2 separate regions of the Homo sapiens genome follow, and region 1 is linked to region 2. Evidence: chromatin contacts called from ENCODE Hi-C or POLR2A ChIA-PET data. All regions are on one chromosome and are shown on one strand. The core of a region is the stretch at or near the end of the contact, and the rest is flanking DNA. Distances in the headings are between cores, read along the strand shown. Region 1 has its middle 51 kb from the start of MIR183. Region 2 holds the start of FLNC (filamin C).

Region 1 (3,070 bases), core at 568-3,067, 1.0 Mb before region 2:
CGGGTGGATCACCTGAGGTCAGGAGATAGAGATCATCCTGGCCAACATGGTGAAACCCCGACTCTACTAAAAATACAAAAATTAGCCGGGCATGGTGGCAGGCACCTGTAATTTCAGCTACTTAGGGGGCTGAGGCAGGAGAACCAGTTGAACCTGGGAGGCAGAAATTGCAGTGAGCCGAGATGACGCCACTGCACTCCAGCCTGGGCAATAGAGTGAGACTCTGTTTCAAAAAACAAACAAAAATTTCAGCATGTAATTCACAGTAAAGGAATGAGATAGTTTCGATTCGTTATTTTTGTGCTAACTCTGAAATCCAGGGGGTATTTCACAAAGCACATCTCAATTTGGACGCTACACTTTCAATATTTAAAGTGCCGCATAGTCCTACAAAACAAAGTTGTTTTGCAGAACAATTTACACTTGTTTTAAAATTAAAAATTAATTAAAATTATATACCACGAAAAATGTGATAATCAATAGCCACAGCTGGCTACCTATTCAGAAGCACGGGCCCTAGCAGCCTCTCCGTGCTGCAGGGATCTTTAGAGAAGCAGGCCTGGCGCGGTGGCTCACGCCTATAATCCCAGCACTTCGGGAGGCCGAGACAGGTGGATCACTTGAGGTCAGGAGTTCGAGACCAGCCTGGCCAACATGGTGAAACCTCGTCTCTACTAAAAATACAAAAATTATGCGGGCATGGTTGCACACATCTGTAATCCCAGCTAGGCTGAGTCAGGAGAATCGCCTGAACCTGGGGAGGTAGAGGTTGCAGTGAGCCGAGATTGCGCCACAGCACTCCAGGCTGGGCGACAAAGCGAGACTCCGTCTCAAAAACAAAAAACAAAAACCACGAAGCTGGCAAGTGACAAGAGCAAAGGAGCAACTTTGCTTGGGAATCTAGGGCAGAACCCAGAACCTCCCAATCCGCGGAGAATGTTCCAGGTACTGGAAGGGTGGACGGCGCACCCAGTCCGGTCCCTGGGGGCGGACTGGGTGGCCAGGCCGGAGCTGGCAGTCAGGGGAGCCTGGGCAGCGCCTCGGTCCCCTTGGGGCCTTGACTTCCAGGACGTGAGAACGCCGCCAGTCCTGCCTCGTGGGCCGGAGCCTAGCAGGCCCCGGTAAAGGAATCACTCTGTGGGTTACACCTGTCCTCCGCGGAACTGAAGCTGCCCGGGCTCCAGGCGTGGACAGCGCAGCCCAGTAGGTGAGCAGGCAGGGGCGAGCAGGGCGGAGCGGGTGGGATTGGGCTGGGCGGGCGGGGTGGGGCGGGGCTGCGGAGTCCGCGCGGCAGTCCCCGCCACGGCCACCAGGGGGCGTACGTGCTTCGTGCTTCGGCACCCGCTCGCGGGCGGGAGTCTGGGTGGGGCGGGGTTGGCCGGGGCAGGGCGGTCCAAGTGGCCCGCGGGCGTGGACCCGGGAGGCCTCTGGCATCTGCCCCACCTGAGAGGTGGGAACCGGGCTGGGAGGGACGTAGATTCCTCATCGACGTGACCCTGGTAGGGAAAGAGCCCCCAAAACAGGGAGTTCGGTAGAGGCGCCAGAGCTGACATGGGCACTGCCGCAGTGCCAGCCACGGCCACCAAACTCTCCCAGCACGGCTGGGCGGCCAAGGCAGGGGTGACGACGAGAGGGGCGGCTCAGCCCACCTCCCCCGCTGATCTGTCGGGAAAGGAGGAAGAAGGGTCATGAAAGCCTCACACACCGCTAGGAGGGGGCATCCTGGAGCAGGGGGCTGGATCAGGACCCGGCTGGATGGGAAGGAGCTGGGTAAAGGGAGGGCACCCGGGTAGGGCGTGGCCCGGGCTGTGCGGGGAGCGGGGAGCGGGGAGTGGACTCAGGGGGAGGGGTCAGCGTTCTGGCTGGCCCGGGGGCACGTGGCCGGGGGGCAGGGTGGGAAGAGGGTGGGATGGTGGGGTGCTGGCTTGGGGCCAGGTCAGGCATCAGAGGCACAAAGTAAAGGATACAGAGAGAGGGGAAGGGAGAAAGGGAGAGACAGAGACCTGAAGCGGGAGGGCCGAGCGGCAGGGCGGGAGGCGAGGATAGTGGGTGGGGCTCGGGCTGCAGGGCTGGAGCCTGGGGGATCTGGAGCACAGGGGCAGGAGGAAGGGACCGGAAGGATACCTGGGCCTGCAGGGCGTTCCCTGCGGAGATTGATTGAGTGAAGACTGCGACGTCCACCTTCAGGGCTCTCTCTAGCTCCCTCTTCCTGTCTCCTATCACTTGCTCTGGGGGAAGCCAGCGGGTTGTTTTGAGCTGCCCTCTCCTTTGGAGAGCCCCACCTGGCTGGGAACCGAAGCCCTGAACCAACAGCCAGCAAGAGCTGAGGCTTGGCGACCACCAGCGCGTGAGCCGGCTGTGGATGCCCGGACCCGGTGCAGCTGAGAATGGCTGCGGCAGGCCTCATCAGCGATCCTGAGCCGCAGCAGCCTGAGAGCAGCTTCCCGGGCTCCTGACCCTTGGAAACTGGGAAATAGATGGGAATGCGGGTTTGCTGCTTTAAGGTTCTAAGTTTTGGGTGTAATCCATTATGCAGCAATAGATACCTAATAGTCTGTGGTTTTTTGGAACCACTGTATTTTCCCCATACTGCTTATCTCTTAACTAGTTTTATGTGAGATAGAAAAATAGGCCGGGCACAGTGGCTCACGCCTGTAATCCCAACACTTTAGGAGGCCGAGGCAGGAGGATCACTTGAGCCCAGGAGTTCCAGACCAGCTTGAGCAACATAGGGAGACCCGTCTCTACAAAAAATGTAAAAATCAGCCCAGCGTGATGGCACACGTCTGTGGTCCCAACCACAAGAGAGGCTAAGGTGTGAGAGCCACTTGAGCCCAGGAGGTTAAGGCTGCAGTGAGCCAAGATTGTGACATTACACTCCAGTCTGGGCTGCAGAACGTGACCCTGTCTCAAAAAATAATAATAATAATTTGTAGCATATTTAAGGCACTGCTATAAATTTTTTAATTTTCTACTTATTACAACTAAACCTAATCTTAAATGATTCTATAATAAAGACTGGAAATAAGAATAGAATGGGAAATTCGTTTCCTATTCTTTCTGTCTGTCA
Region 2 (2,900 bases), core at 123-2,622:
CACTCAAAGACTTCCTCCCTTCCACAGGCCTTTCCCTCCCTCCCCGCAGCCCAGACCGTTAGCTGCAGCCAATCCCGCGGTAGGGGGTGGGCTGGGGCAGGGCCTGGACTTGCGGAAGCCCCCTCCACCGCAGGCTGAAGCAGGAGGAGGACAGACAGGGGTTAAGTCTCCCCGCGCTCGCTCAGTGCCTTTTTAGGTTTCTGAGGCTGGGCCCTGCCTGTCCTGGCCCCCGGGCCTGAACCCAGCTGCTGAGCACATGCACGAAGAGGGCCTCCCGCGCCAGCTCCCCTCGGCCCCAGAGCCCGCAGACGCGGGCAGTGGTTGGGGACCTGTCTTCAGCCCTCTCCCAGCCCGCGGAGGGGCTGTGAAGCTGGGAAGCCACTTGTTTTGTTGGGGGCGGGGAGATGCCCCCAGGAATCAGTGACAGGCACTGGTTCTGTCCTCCCGAGTGTGGGCTAGGGTTGCCCGATGGAAGGAAAGGGAACGGTGAGCCGAGGCGGGAGGTGGGAATGTGCATGGGGAGGCGGCAGCTGGAGGGCTCGCAAACCCTAAGGCCTGGACTCCCCGGGGCACCCAGGGAGTGCTCGCTGTCCCCAGAGGGGTGTGCAGGCAGTGCCCATGGCCCTTGTCGATGGGTGGGAGGGCCGGGGCCAGGGTCTTCTCTCTATACCGGGGGGTGCCCTCCGCCCTGTCTCTCAGCTCCCCGCGCGCCCACCCCGCACCTGTGCCCCTGCCCCATGGGACGACCCTATCCCCGCAGCGCCCGTGCCCTCGCCCCCGGCACTGACCTATGGACACGAGCTTGATGTGCTCGCGCTCGAGGAACTCGAGGGCCACGGACACGTTCTCCAGCTTCATTTGGCGGAAGTTGGGGCGCGGATGGAACTTGCGGTACATGCGCTTCTGGCTGAGCACCTCGAGCAGCGCGATGAGCCGGAGCCCGTCGCTGAGGTCGCGCTGCAGGTCGGTCAGGCGCTTGCCCACGCACTTGAGGTGCTCATTGCACCAGCGCGTGAATGTGTTCTGCTGGATCTTCTTCCACGGCGCGTCCTCCGCCAGGTCCTTCTCCGTGGACGGCATCTCGTCTGTCTCATCGCCCAGGCCGAGGCCGGCGTCTGAGTAGCCGCTGTTGTTCATCATGCTGGCGCGGGCTGGGGGTGCGGCCGGGGCTAGGGCCGCGGTTTGGGCTATCGGGGGCTGTCGGGCGCTGTTGGGGCGCGACCACGGGACTCGCTGCGCTGCGCTGCTCTCCTCTCCAACTTCTCTCGCGCCGGGGCTGGCGGGGCTCGGCGAGGCTCGGCGGGCCTCCTAGGCGCTCGGCCGCTCTCTGGCTCTCTCTCCCTCCAGGGCCGGAGCGGTGCTCGGGAAGGGCGGGCTGGGCCGGGGCGGGGGGTTTAAGAAGCCCCCGGACCGCCGCCCCCCCGCCGCGCCCGCGGCCCCCGGGTCCACGTCAGAGCGCCGGCCTCCCAGGAATGCCGCCCGGCCCGCGGGTGGGGGCCGCGCCGCACAGGACGCCCCGCCCCCGCCGCCCCTCCCCCGCGCCGCCCGGGCGGCGGGACGGGGTTGAGGGCGCCCACCCCCTGGGCCCCCGGTGCCGCCGCGCTGGAAGGTGGCGGGGAGGGCCGACAGTTCTCCATCCACACCCAACACACCAAACTGTCAGGAATGAAATATGCTCCCTCCACACCCCGCACGGGCTGAAGAGGTAAATGGGGAAACTGAGGCCAGTGATTAGGGCAAAACCCACTGATCTGGTGTTCACAGAATTTTCTAGACTAGTTGGTGGCAGGCTGTTGACAGGGCCTGCGAGGGCTGGCTCCTAGCCCAGGGCATTGTCCACCTGTGGACAGGGAAGGGAAGTGTGTGTGCTTGTGCAGAGACGGCCTGAGAGGAAGCAGGGACCTTGCCCGGGCCAATGAAGGAGAAGCCTGCGGGGGGGCGGGGGGTTGTGTGTGCCTCCCAGCCATTGCTTGACTTTACAGATAGAAAAGCCTCATGTAGGGCCCAAATCCAGAGGCCCAGGAGTAAGACCGGGGCCCCTGCCCCTGACTCAGTGTCCCTGTCACCAGCCCGTTTGGCCTCATCGCCTCGGTATGAAGCTGAGCTCAGGAAAAGGGTACCCAGTGACTCACACTGTGTATCCCCCTCCCCCAAGTCTGACTCAACTGAGATGATAAGAGGGGAAGGAGAGACTCTTCCCCCATAGTGCCAGGGAGCCCCCTGGGCAACATGCCCATTTGGGCCACAGGGCAGATCCTGCCAGGGAAAGGGTGGGTCAGCCAGGCAGAAACAGGGAGAGCCCCAGCCAGAGCAGCCAGGGGGAAATGTGACCAGGTGGGTAGGCAGGACCAGGGGCAGAGTGGTCAGGGAGAGCCTAAGGGAGCCAGCTGGGATGCCCAGGCAAAGCTGCACTCAGGGCAAGCCAAAGGCTGCAGGCCTGGGGAATAGAACAGCAGGGAAACCGAGGCACCCAAACAGACTCTGGCCTGGGGTGAGGAGAAAGAGCTAGAGAACGTATTTCTTTTTCTTTTTTCTTTTTTTTTTTTTTTTTTTTTTGAGATGGAGTTTTGCTCTTGTTACCCAGGCTGGAGTGCAATGGCATGATCTCTGCTCACCGCAACCTCTGTCTCCCAGGTTCAAGCAATTCTCCTGCCTTAGCCTCCCAAATAGCTGGGATTACAGGCATGCACCACCACGCCCAGCTAATTTTGTATTTTTAGTAGAAACGGGGTTTCTCCATGTTGGTCAGGCTGGTCTCGAACTCCCGACCTCAGGTGATCTGCACGCCTCAGCCTCCCAAAGTGCTGGGATTACAGGCGTGAGCCACCGTGCTGGGCCTAGAGAATGTATTTCTATAAGGAGAGGATCCATTCTGCAACTTTGTAACATACGTGCAGCCA

What was found. Hi-C counts contacts between places; a loop is a spot of excess contacts on that map. ChIA-PET counts read pairs that join two places held with the same protein, here RNA polymerase II (POLR2A).
Region 1: a map of ascending aorta shows a loop between it and region 2 (6-fold over the local background). The contact joins the enhancer-like site here to the promoter of FLNC in region 2. A Hi-C loop is called at or near these places in 1 of 168 maps with a recorded cell type or tissue (ascending aorta). POLR2A ChIA-PET finds 5 or more read pairs at or near these places in 1 of 52 experiments (OCI-LY7).

The regions. Positions count from the first base shown.
Region 1 is chr7:129,824,163-129,827,232 of GRCh38, reverse strand. No RefSeq gene overlaps it. Among named protein-coding and RNA genes, the nearest start is that of MIR183, 51 kb to the right of the region's middle. RefSeq lists an enhancer at 807-856 and silencers at 1,177-1,526, 1,827-1,906, 1,977-2,026. Within about 2 kb of position 1,817, at least 24 of the 41 ENCODE cell types and tissues checked have a DNase peak (open chromatin) inside an H3K27ac peak, as active enhancers do; they include ascending aorta, where a contact is called at or near this core.
Region 2 is chr7:128,828,878-128,831,777 of GRCh38, reverse strand. It overlaps FLNC (filamin C), which reads right to left and starts at 1,372. Exons shown (of 48, transcript NM_001458.5): 1 at 789-1,372. The coding sequence starts at 1,140. RefSeq lists a silencer at 1,155-1,316.